Regions from separate parts of the Homo sapiens genome. Here region 1 is linked to region 2. The links are chromatin loops, found by intact Hi-C in ENCODE. Cell type or tissue: B cell. All regions are shown on one strand. Each heading gives the region's core, and the rest is flanking DNA. Links, peaks and the distances in the headings are about the cores only.

What was found. A loop is a pair of places that touch in the nucleus more often than their neighbours do. Peaks named below come from ENCODE experiments on the same cell type or tissue, not always from the same donor. Only the 100,000 strongest peaks of a DNase experiment are listed, where the experiment ranks them.
Region 1: a loop joins it to region 2, with 5 times the contacts of the local background. A loop is called at or near these places in 1 of 110 quality-filtered maps.

The regions. Positions count from the first base shown.
Region 1 is chr20:48,000,528-48,005,527 of GRCh38, reverse strand. All of the region lies in intron 1 of LOC107985436 (a long non-coding RNA gene), which reads right to left. Among named protein-coding and RNA genes, the nearest start is that of LINC01522, 13 kb to the right of the region's middle. RefSeq lists enhancers at 2,540-2,589, 2,600-2,769. In B cell, for the core only: no CTCF peak of the experiment used is centred there; a DNase peak (open chromatin) is centred at 2,747; H3K4me3 peaks cover 1,042 bases; H3K27ac peaks cover 1,255 bases.
Region 2 is chr20:47,721,829-47,728,023 of GRCh38, reverse strand. The region is part of intron 3 of SULF2 (sulfatase 2); the gene reads left to right. Among named protein-coding and RNA genes, the nearest start is that of SULF2, 61 kb to the left of the region's middle. In B cell, for the core only: CTCF peaks have their summits at 2,283 and 2,482 (motif pointing left); DNase peaks (open chromatin) are centred at 323 and 2,463; H3K4me3 peaks cover 1,094 bases; H3K27ac peaks cover 1,411 bases.

The DNA of each region.
Region 1 (5,000 bases), core at 1-5,000, 280 kb before region 2:
CAATTGCCAACGTGATAGTGTTAAGAGCCGGGGCCTTCAGGAGGTGATTCCAGCATGAGGCCAAGCTCCTGGATGTGACTGGCACCCTTCTACCCATTTGGACACAGACAGCAGCCCTCACCAAACACTGAACCTGTCAGCGCCTTTGTCTTGGACTTCCCAGCCTCCAGAACTGTGAGGAATAAAGTTCTATTATTTATAAGCTACCCAGTCTCAGGCATATTGTCATAGTAGCAGGAATTGATGAAGGCCCCCTTCTTGTTCCCATGCTCAGCCAGGCTTTCTCTGCCACCCTTGTCCTCTTCTTCTCCTGCTCCTAAATCCAGGGGGTCCCTCCATTGAGTCTGCCTCTCGCTCACTCTGCTTCCCCTCCTGGGGGTCTCAGCCCCCCTTAGACCACAGACACATGGGGTCACAGACACACAGGGGACTCCTTAGCCACACCAGCCAACCACTCTCCTGGCTTCAGACCTGCAGGTCCACATGGGTGTCCCATGGCACCTTCAACTCAGCCCGATAAATTCACCCCCAAATGTAGGCTCTTTGGGGGTCACCGCCTCAGTGACTGGTGACCCCGTCCCTCCAGGCCCATCCAGAACCCTGGGCAGCTCTCTTATCCCCTATCTCCTCCCTCTCCCTCTTGTCTCAAACCCAAGTCCTACTGAGTTGATTGCTAAATGGCTCTTGGCTCTGTTCTATTCCTTCCTCCTCTGCCATCACCCTGCTAGCTCAGGTGACCATCCTTTCTCACCTACATGATGGCCTCACCCACCTCACAGACCACCCTGGCCCTGGGCAGCCCCTCCTCCTCATCCCCCATACCATGGACAGAGGGACCTTCTATGGTCACGTCACATCCCTGCTAACCTCACTGAGGTCTCCCACTGCATTTAAAGACACCCCCAGTGCCACATGTGGCTGAGAAGGCCCTGCCACTGTCTGCCCCTACAGCCCCAACCCCTGCCTTCTTCCCTTGTCATCCTCACCCTAACACTCGGCTTAAACCCCACTGAACTTCACTCAGGTTCTCCAACTTGCTGCACCATCTTTGCCTCCAGGCCTTTGCACATGCCATTCCCCTGCCTGGAACTCCTTTTCCTGCTCTTTTTGCCTGTCTGAGTCCTCATCATCATGAAGTCAGCACAGCCACATGCTCTCCTGGAAGCCTGTCCTGGGTTTGCCCCTCCTACCTGCTCCCATAACAGCTGAGCTGCCCAAACACACAGACAAGTCACTCACTGCTGGGCACTTCTCATTTCCACAAGCAAAGGACAGTGACCTCATAGTAAACTACTGAAGGAGCAGCTGTTGGTTCTCCCTGCCCATCTTCCCATCTTCCATCTACAATTTTTTTCCATATAATTCCGTTTTTCCTTGAGAAAGCCTCTCTTCCTTTCCCCAAATCCATGTGGCAGTTCCCAGGGCTGGTCCACTCCCGGTGGGCCTGTGACCCAGGTCTGGCCCATCCGTGTACCACATCTTCCTAGCCACAGCAATTGACTTAGGATGGAATGTGACCCAGCCTGGCCCAAGGATTACCCTGCCTGAGAACAGTTGGCAAGAAGACCCTCTTTCTGGTAGGGCTGAAAGGGCTGAAAGAAGATACACCTGGTGTTCCATTTACTGCATAACAAATTGTTCCAAAATCAAAGAGCTCAAAATAACTATTTCATTATTCCATGGGTCCCGTGGGTCCAGAATTCAGACAGAGCAAAGCAGAGTGGTTTGTCGCTACACCACAATGTCCAATGCCTCAGCTAGGAAAAATCAAACACAGGGAACCATCTAGAAGCCTCTTCACTCAATCTGGTAGTTGCTGCTGGCAATCAGCTGGGCCCTCAGTTGAGGCTGTCAACCTCAGCACCTCCATGTGGCCTCTTCATACAGTCTGGGCTTCCTCCTAGCATGGCGGCCTCAGGACAGTAGGACTTACATGTCAGCTCAGGCTTCCAAAGGCAAGTGTCCCCAAACACAAAGCAAAAGCTGCACTGCTTTTTCTGACCTAGTCTCACAAGTTGTGCAGCATCATTCTCACCTCTATATACTGGTTTCCAATGAGTCACAAGCCTGTCCAGCATGAAAGAGAGAGGACATAGACTGACTTCTCAGTAGGAGGAATATCAAGGCCACGTTGTAAATGAGTGCCTGAAACAGGGGATATTGTTGTAGCCATCTTTGAAAAATAGAAGCTATTGCCATAGCTGGTGCTTGCAAAAGGAAAGAGGCTTTCTACTGATGAAGCCAACACAGAGGAAAGTAGAGGCATAAGAAGGGAGGGACCCAATGCTAATAATGTCATGTGAGCACCTGGATCCATCCATGCCTGAAGCGAGACATCCTGGATCTTGTACATGAACCAATAATTTATCTTTTTAACCTAAGAGCTATATTTCAACCATTCACAACCAAAGGAGTCCTGATTAGTAAAGAAGCAGCACAATGCAACAGGTAAGAGTGTGCTCTTTGGAACCAGAAAGCCCAGGTTTGAATCCTGGTGCTTCCTGTTCAAGCTGTTTAGCTTTGGAAACAGGTTCTCAGTGGCCTGGTTTGCACCACCTGCCTATCTTTTGAAACTAGCCCAAATGTCCCATAGAGCTGATGCTTAGGGTTTTTCTGAATGAACATAAAACCTGATCCTCCCTGTTTGGTCTCAAAGCTTGAGAAAGTTACATTTGTCTTATCTGAGTTCTTTCTCAGGAAACCAACCATCAGGCCTCCCAGATAGTAACAAGGAACTGAAACTCACCAGATGACTACATTTAGACAATGAAACACCAGACCCCTCACCCATGTCTGCCTAAGCCATCACTTGCTCCCTATTGAGCAACTCCTCTTCCTTACCCCTCCCTATTTCCTGTCTTCCCATACATGGTTACATTTTGTACCTGCTATGTAAACTCCTAATTTTCGTTAGTCAAGGAGACGGATTTGAGGCTGATCTCTCATCTCCTTGGCTGAAGCAGCTGATTAAAGTCTTCTTCCCTGACAATACTCCTGCAGCATCTGATTAAAGCTTTCTTCCCTGACAATACTTGTTGTATCAATGATCGGCTTTCTGTGTAGCAAGCAGCAGGACCTAGACTGAACCCCTGGTGTTTCAGCAACACTTTAACCACTTGATTCACAGAAACCATCAAACTGCATGCAGAGATAGGCAATTTCTTAATCGAACCATGAAAGAAAAGAATGATAATTCAAACTCACTAAAATTCAGAAGTTCTATTCATCAAAAGCATCATTAAGAAAGTGGAAGGGAGTAAAAAGGCAAATCTCAGATGGGAAGAAGACATTTGTAATACCGTATACTTGACAGTGACTTGTATCTAGAAGATACAAAGAATTCCTAAAAATCAGTAAGAAAAAGGCAACCCAATTAGATAAGGAACAAAGGATTTCAACAAACCTTAACAAAGGAGGAGATCTGAACATCCAATAAACATGTAAAAATATTTTTCATGTCATGACTCCTAAGAAAAATGCAAATTAAAGCCATAATGAGATACGTCCACACATCCACCAAATAGCTACAATGTCAAAAGACAGACAATACCAAGTGTTAGCAACGGCGTAGGACAACTGTTAACTCCCATGCTGTTGATGGGAATGCAAGTCACTACAGCCACAGTGAAAAATGTCTGGAAACATCTACTAAAGTTAAATAAATATCCACCTCCCCTATTACCCAGTCCTTCCACCCTGGGAACTTACCCGAGAGTAATGAGTATGTACATTCACCAGAAGACGTGTATGCATGTCCATGGCAATTGTATGCCTAATAGAAAAATATATTAGGCTGGCCGTGGTGGCTCACGCCTGTAATCTCAGCACTTTGTGGGGCCGAGGCAGGCGGATCATGAGGTCAGGAGATCGAGACCATCCTGGCTAACACGGTGAAACCCCGTCTCTACTAAAAATACAAAAAAATTAGCCAGGCATTGTGGCGGACGCCGGTAGCCCCAGCTACTCAGGAGGCTGAGGCAGGAGGATGGCGTGAGCCTGGGAGGCGGAGCTTGCAGTGAGCTGAGATCGCACCACTGCACTCCAGCCTGGGCGACAGAGCAAGACTTCACCTCAAAAAATAAATAAATAAATAATATTAAATATCCATTAGGAATAGAATGGAAAAGTAAATTGAGGTCTATGCATGCAGTGGAAAGCTATGTAACAATGAAAAAAAATGGACCACTGCTACAATAAACAGCATGGAGACATTTACTGATCCAGCAAGGAGCCAGGAAAGCCAGACACAGAGGACTAAATATGCTATGATCTTTTTTATAAGAAGTCCAAGGACAAGCAGGGCTAATCTCAAGACTAACCTATGGAAGTAGAAATCAGAGTAGTGGTTTATTGTGGGTGTGTGTATTAGTCCATTCTCACATGGCTATAAAGAAATACCTGAGGCTGGGTGAGGCGCGGGGCTCACACCTGTAATCCCATCACTTTGGGAGGCTGAGGTAGGCAGATCACCTGAGGTCGGGAGTTCGAGGCCACTCTGACCAATATGGAGAAATTCTGTCTCTATTAAAAATACAAAATTAGCCAGGTGTGGTAGCACATGCCTGTAATCCCAGCTACTCAGGAGGCTGAGGCAGGAGAATCGCTTGAACCCAGGAGGCAGAGGTTGCGGTGAGCCAGAGATTGTGCCGTCACACTCCAGCCTGGGCAACAAGAGCGAAACTCCGTCAAGAAAGAAAGAGAGAAAGAGAGAGAGAGAGAGAGAGAGAGAGAGAGAGAGAGAAAGAGAGAGAGACAGAGAAAGGGAGACAGAGACAGAAAGAGAGAGAGAGAGAGAGAAAGAGAGAGAGAGGGAGAAAGAGAGAAAGAGAGAGAAAGAAAGAAAGGAAGGAAGGAAGGAAGGAAGAAAGAAAGAAAGAAAGAAAGAAAGAAAGAAAGAAAGAAAGAAAGAAAGAAAAGAAAATAGAAAGAGGGAGGGAGGAAGGGAAGGAAGGAAGGAAGGAAGGAAGGAAGGAAGGAAGGAAGGAAGGAAGGAAAGAAAG
Region 2 (6,195 bases), core at 1-5,000:
CACGGGAATTGCACAGCCCCTCCTGGGACCCAGGCTGACCCAGCGTGTCCTCGAGAGGCACGGATTTGCCGCCTCCGTGCACATCTTCAAGCGAAATTTCTTCCTCTAATTTGATAGTCACTTCCTTTCTCTAAGACCTCAGATTTCAAAATAAGTGAAGCACTTGTTTTGAGCAAGAGTCTAAAGAATTAGACTCCGCCTTAAGCGCCCTTGTGACCTTGAGCTGAGACCTCATCCCCTCTGGGCGTCAGTCTCTCCATCTGTGCAGCAGTGTTGTGACATCTAAGCACTAGTCACCCAGTGCCTGTGATAAGACGCCACCCTGAGTGATACGTGACCTGTGCCCACAAACCCAGGAGGAGAGGTTCCCTGCGCCGTAAGAGGAAGTGGCCACGGGGAAAGAGGAAGCTGATGTGAGGCCGATGGGGCAGGGTTTCCGATTGTTTCCAGGCGACACCCTCTCTGTCCCACCCCCTTAGCAGGTGTATCCACTTCCCTAGTGGACCACAGACTGGGTGGCTTAGAACAAAAGGCGATTTTCACAGTTCCGGGAGCCAGAACCCCAAAATCAAGCATCATCAGGGCCACGCTTTCCCTGCAGGCTTCAGGGGAGGGTCCTTTGCCCTTGAGTTCCTGGGGGTTGCTGGGAATCTTGGCACCCCTTGGCTTGTGGCCACATCACTCCAGCCTCTGCCTTCATCTTCATGCGGCCTCCTCCCTGTGGGTCCCTCTCTTCCCGTGGCCTGCTCCTCTCTGAATCAGTGTCCAAATTTCCCTCTTCTGTCAGGACACCAGTGATTGGACTAGAGCCCGCTCTGATCCAGCGTAACTTCATCTTACAACACCATGTTACAAACACGGTCACCCTCACAGGTACCTGGGCAAGGACTTGAGCATATATTTTGGGGAACACATTCATCTCGTGACGGCTGGTTTCTTTCACACATTAAACCCCGCCCCCCCCCATAAAGGCTGCAGAGCCGATGTCAAACTGAGCAAACCTGCCGCTCTTCCCCTCTTCACTGCCCCAGCTGTGGTCCTGGGTGGGGAGCAGTGTGGCCGCCCTGAAGATCAGCTCCATGCGTAGCCTTCCCTTCCCAACCATGGTTTCTCTCAAGGAATCTCCACCTGCAGTGGGCGTTGAAACAGCTGCAGGGTCAAAAGTGAGGGAAGGGTGACTGTGGTGACAGACAGGCACACCCTGTCTCCTGGGCCTCAAGAGGCTTCCGGGGGTTTCAGAGTGCATGAGACCTTTTGTAGTCCTCTCCTAGGTGCTAGCTGTGACTCCCTGAACATTCTGGAATGAGTTAGGCTGGAGCCAAATGGCCCAGTACCGTTGCCACTAGCCACAGGGAGCTATTTAACTTTACGTTAATTACAATTAGCATTTCAGTTTCTCAGGTGCACTAGCCATGGTTCAGGTATTCAGTAGGCGCACATGGGTTCTGTACTGGATAATGCACATAGAGAATGTTTCCATTGGCACAGAAAGGACTCTTGGACAGCAGGAGAATAGAGCCTATGGCTGGGCCTGTAATCCCGGCACTTGGAAAGGTCGAGGCAGGAGGATCTCTTGAGGCCAGGAGTTTGAGACCAGCCTGGGCAACATAGTAAGACCTGTATCTTTACAAAAAATTTGAAAAAAAAAAAATTAGCTGGACATGGTAGTCCATGCTTGTAGTCCCAGCTACTTGGGAGGCTGAGGCAGGAGGATCACTTGAGCCTAGGAGTTTGAGGCTGCAGTAAGCCATGATCACACCACTGTACTTCGGCCTGGGCAACAGAGTGAGACCTTGTCTCTAAAAAAGAAAGAAGAATAAAGCCTAATCAAACAAAATCTTTTGGGAGTGGGGAGTGACACACAGCACTGAGAAGGGGCAATAAAAACGCAGGGGGTGGTGGCTGTCGAACTTTAGGTGAGTGCTTTCCGTGATTCCTCATCTGTAATCCAATCTCCTCCTCCTCATCCCTGCACTCACTTCCCCTTATGCTCCCAGTACCTTGATCTGTCTTCCCAAACCTTCCTGGGTCTCGGGTCAGGGTCTCAGGACAGGTTCCTGTTCTCCGAGCAGCAGACACCATCCATCCCGGGGCCAGCAGGTTGTGCCAGCCCACACAGCGAGTCCTTTGGGAATCCATCCGTGTCGCAGGGGATTTGAGCAAATGAAGGGAAACCGAGTTCCTACACCGAGGCCGGGAGCGGGGCTTCCTCTGTCATCCCTGTGTGAACCCGTTCTAGCCTGGGGGCTCCAAATGCATAGAGGGCTGGCAGGTAGCCCAAAGCAGAGAGGCAGGCTGGGTGGGGAGGGGGTGCCCAGATTTCAACTGTGGACTGTTCACTCTACTTTTTAAGAATGAGCAACTGAAAACACCGGGCAGGCCCACAGCAAACACACCTGAGGGATGGATTGGTCTGCAGGCCACCGGCTTGCAAACTTCTTTCTAAGCTGGTGGTTCTCAAGGGAGCACACCGCCCCCTAGGGGTTAAACTCTGTGACTGCATTGCCGGTGATGGTGAAGGATTTGACTTTGCTGGCTTCCTGGGGGCGGAGACTAAGAAGGACTTTGATGTCCTGCTCTGCACAGCAGAGTCCACGTGGCCCCCACATTGCATTGTATTCCACATAGCTTCTGAGTTTCCTACCACATCACTCATATGGGTAGATTATTTTATGTTTATTGTCATCTGAGTCTTGAACCTACGTCTATTTTATATGTAAATACTGGAGGGTTTTTGCATATTCCCAGGAATGTACGGAATAAGAAAATGGAGGCAATATTATACTTGAGTGCAAAACTTTCCCAAGAGTCATTCCTTATTTCTGAAAGTCCCATCCCCGATGACAGTGCTACGCCAAAGGATTTGAATGGCAAATGTCGCCCGCCCACCCAGCTGCCCTTGTAATTGTCACATTCCCAGTGAATCTGTGTCTAGGTGCAGGCGTCTGCCTGACTACTGTGTTGTGCCTTCTTGATGGATGTGCTGGGGGAATTTCATATTGAAATTTATCTTCATTATAAATTGCTTTCCTTTTATTTTCCCTGTAGATTGCAGTTAGAGCATTATATTGATTTTGTGGAAATGACATGCATAGGTAGCTTTTGTTACCTATAAATTTCCTTTCAAGAAAACAAGGGCGCTCTACAAAATATTTGTCATAGAAATGGGAGGTCAGTCTGATGGCGCTGAGAACAGCTCTTTGAAAGGTGCAAGTAGTGTCAGATTCCTCCAAGGCGATAATTAAATATCCATTGAGTGACAGGCCTTGTTCTGAGGGTCTGTTGTGGATTTTCTCCCCCTCCTCTAGTCCATCCCTCTGAACAAAACCACACTTTAAAAGGCACAAGACAGATATTTAAGACACAGCTTGTCCTCGTGGTGACTCAGCAGGCAATAAAACCTGTCACTAGAGATGGAGCCCTCCATACCCAGCTAATTGAGTTTCCAGGGAATGAATGGGCCTCATCCTCATTTGCAGGAGCTGCAAGACCCTTCTAGGGAGCGGATGGCTGGAGCCAGCATTTAATTAGGCACAGGCAGCCCGCCCTCCATGCCACCAACACCCAGAGCTCCGCCTGGCCCTGCTACAACCAGTCAGCAGGGCCTTGGTGTCCCCCGCAGCCCAGTCTTCCTCAATAGCCACAGCCTCACTAAAAACAGGCAGGCGGAAGACAGGAATGCATGGAGTGGCAAGACAGAAGCAGCTCTCGCCTCTCGCCCTGGCGATCTGCTTGTCCCTGTTTGTCCCCAGCAACTGGCCATTCCTTCTCCCCACCCACAGCCGGAGGACACTTTTAAAAATTGTAAACCTGACCACATCACTTCCGGCTGAAAACCTCCTACGGCTGCCCACTGCTTTTTGGATAAACTGGCATCTCCTCGCCAGGGCTGCCAAGACCTTGTTTGGCCTGGGTGTGCTCACCTCTCTGTCCACATCTCCTATCTGTCCCTTCCTTGGTGACAGCACTCAGGCTGCCTAGCCTCTTTGTTCCTCAGAACTTCCAAGGTCCATTCCTGCCCCAGGCCCTTTGTATGTGCAGTTACCTCTGTCTGGAGCACTGGCCCACAACCATTCTGGTACAAGCAACCGGTTTCGTGGAAGACAGTTTTTCCACGGACTGGGGGTGAGGGATGTTTTGGGATGATTCAAGCGCATTTCATTTAGTGTGCACTTTATTTCTAATATTATCACATTATAATATGTAATGAAATAATTATACATCTCACTATAATGTAGAATCAGTGGGAGCCCGAGCTTGTTTTCCTGCAACCAGATGGTCTCACCCGGGGGCAATGGGAGACAGTGACAGATCATCAGGCATTAGATTGTCATAAGGAGTGCACAACCTAGATCCCCCGCATGCACAGTTCACAACGGGGTTCACGCTCCTATGATAATCTGCTGCTGATCTGATAGGAGGCAGAGCTCAGGCAGTGATGCAAGTGATGGGAAGCGGCTGTAAATACAGATGAAGTTTGCTCACTCGCCTGCCACTCACCTCCTGCTATGCAGCCCAGTTCCTAACAGGCCACAGACCGCTACCTGTCTACCTGTCTGCAGCCCAGGGGTTGGGGATCCCTGGTCTAGAGCGTTGTTCACACACTGCGGAGAACTTCCTCCATCCATTCTCTCTTCCTTCCTGCCCTTCCTGTGTCGGTTAGTACTCCTCAACCCTCTCATTCTCGACCATGACACCCGGCTTTATGTTCTTCTTAGGACTTCTCGCCCCCTTGAAATTATCTTGCATGTTTGTGAACTTTTTTTTTTTTCTTTTTTTTGAGATGGACTGTCACTCTGCCACCCAGGCTGGAGTACAGTGGCATGATCTTGACTCACTGCAACCTCCAACTCCCAGGTTCAAGCAATTCCCCTGCCTCTGCTTCCCAAGTAGCTGGAACTACAGGCACCCACCACTACACTCAGCTAATTTTCGTTTTTTGTTTTGGTTTTTTTTTGAGACGGAGTCTTGCTCTGTCGCCCAGCCTGGAGTGCTGTGCCACGATCTTGGTTCACTGCAGCCTCCACCTCCCAGGTTCAAGCGATTCTCCTGCCTCAGCCTCCCAAGTAGCTGGCATTACAGTTGCATGCCACCACAACCGGCTAATTTTTTACATTTTTGGTAGAGATGGGGTTTCACCATGTTGGCCAGGCTGGTCTTGAACTCCTGACCTCAAGTGATCCACCTGCCTCAGCCTCCCAAAGTGCTGGGATTACAGGCATGAGCCACCGCACCCAGCCAATTTTTGTACTTTAGTAGAGACAGGGTTTCACCATATTGGCCAGGCTGGTCTCGAACTCCTGACCTCAAGTGATCTGCCTGCCTCGGCCTCCCAAAGTGCTGGGATTACAGGCGTGAGCCACTGCACCTGGCGAGTGAACTTGTTTTTTACATGTTTTGTTTGCTGCCCATCCAAAAATAGCACCAGGCAGGTATTGGGTACTCAGTAAAGATTTGAACAAGGCCAGGCACGGTGGCTCACACGTGTAATCCCAGCACTTCGGGAGGCTGTGGTGGGAGGATCACTTGAGCCCAGGAGTTCAAAACCAGCCTGGGCAACATAGAGAGACCCTGTCTCTACAAATAATTTTAAAAACTGGCCAGGCATAGTGGCACACACCTGTGGTCCCAGCTCTTTGAGAGGCTAAGATGGGAGGATCACTTAAGCCCAGGCCTTTAAGGCCGCAGGGAGCCATGATCGTGCCACTGCATTACAACCTGGGCAAGTGAAACCTCAACTCAAACGAATAAAAAAAATGAACAGATGGAGAACTCTTGGGCCTTAGGCTTGAAGTCAGCAAAAAAATAAAAACAAAATGGAATTTAGATTACTATCTCATTTATCCAGCATGAAGAAACATAATCGAAATTAGTTCAGGCAAACTTTGCCAGGTCCCAGTGCTCAAACGCTGTCAGAACCCTGTCTTTCTGCTTCTTGCGTTTTCTGTCATTGGGTTGGCTTTATTAGGAAGGTTCCCTCTTTGTGATGGCAAGATGGCCCCCACAGGTCCATCTCCCCAGTGTGGTGACCCCAGCTGAAAGAGAGGCCTCTTTCCAAGGGCTCCAGCAAAAGTTCCAGGGAAAGCTCTCATTGGCTCATCTAGGGTCTTATGTCTCTTTCACCCAATCACAGCAGCCAGGCAAAAGGAGATACCCTGATTGTCCAGGCCAACCTCATGGGCCTGGTCCAGGATT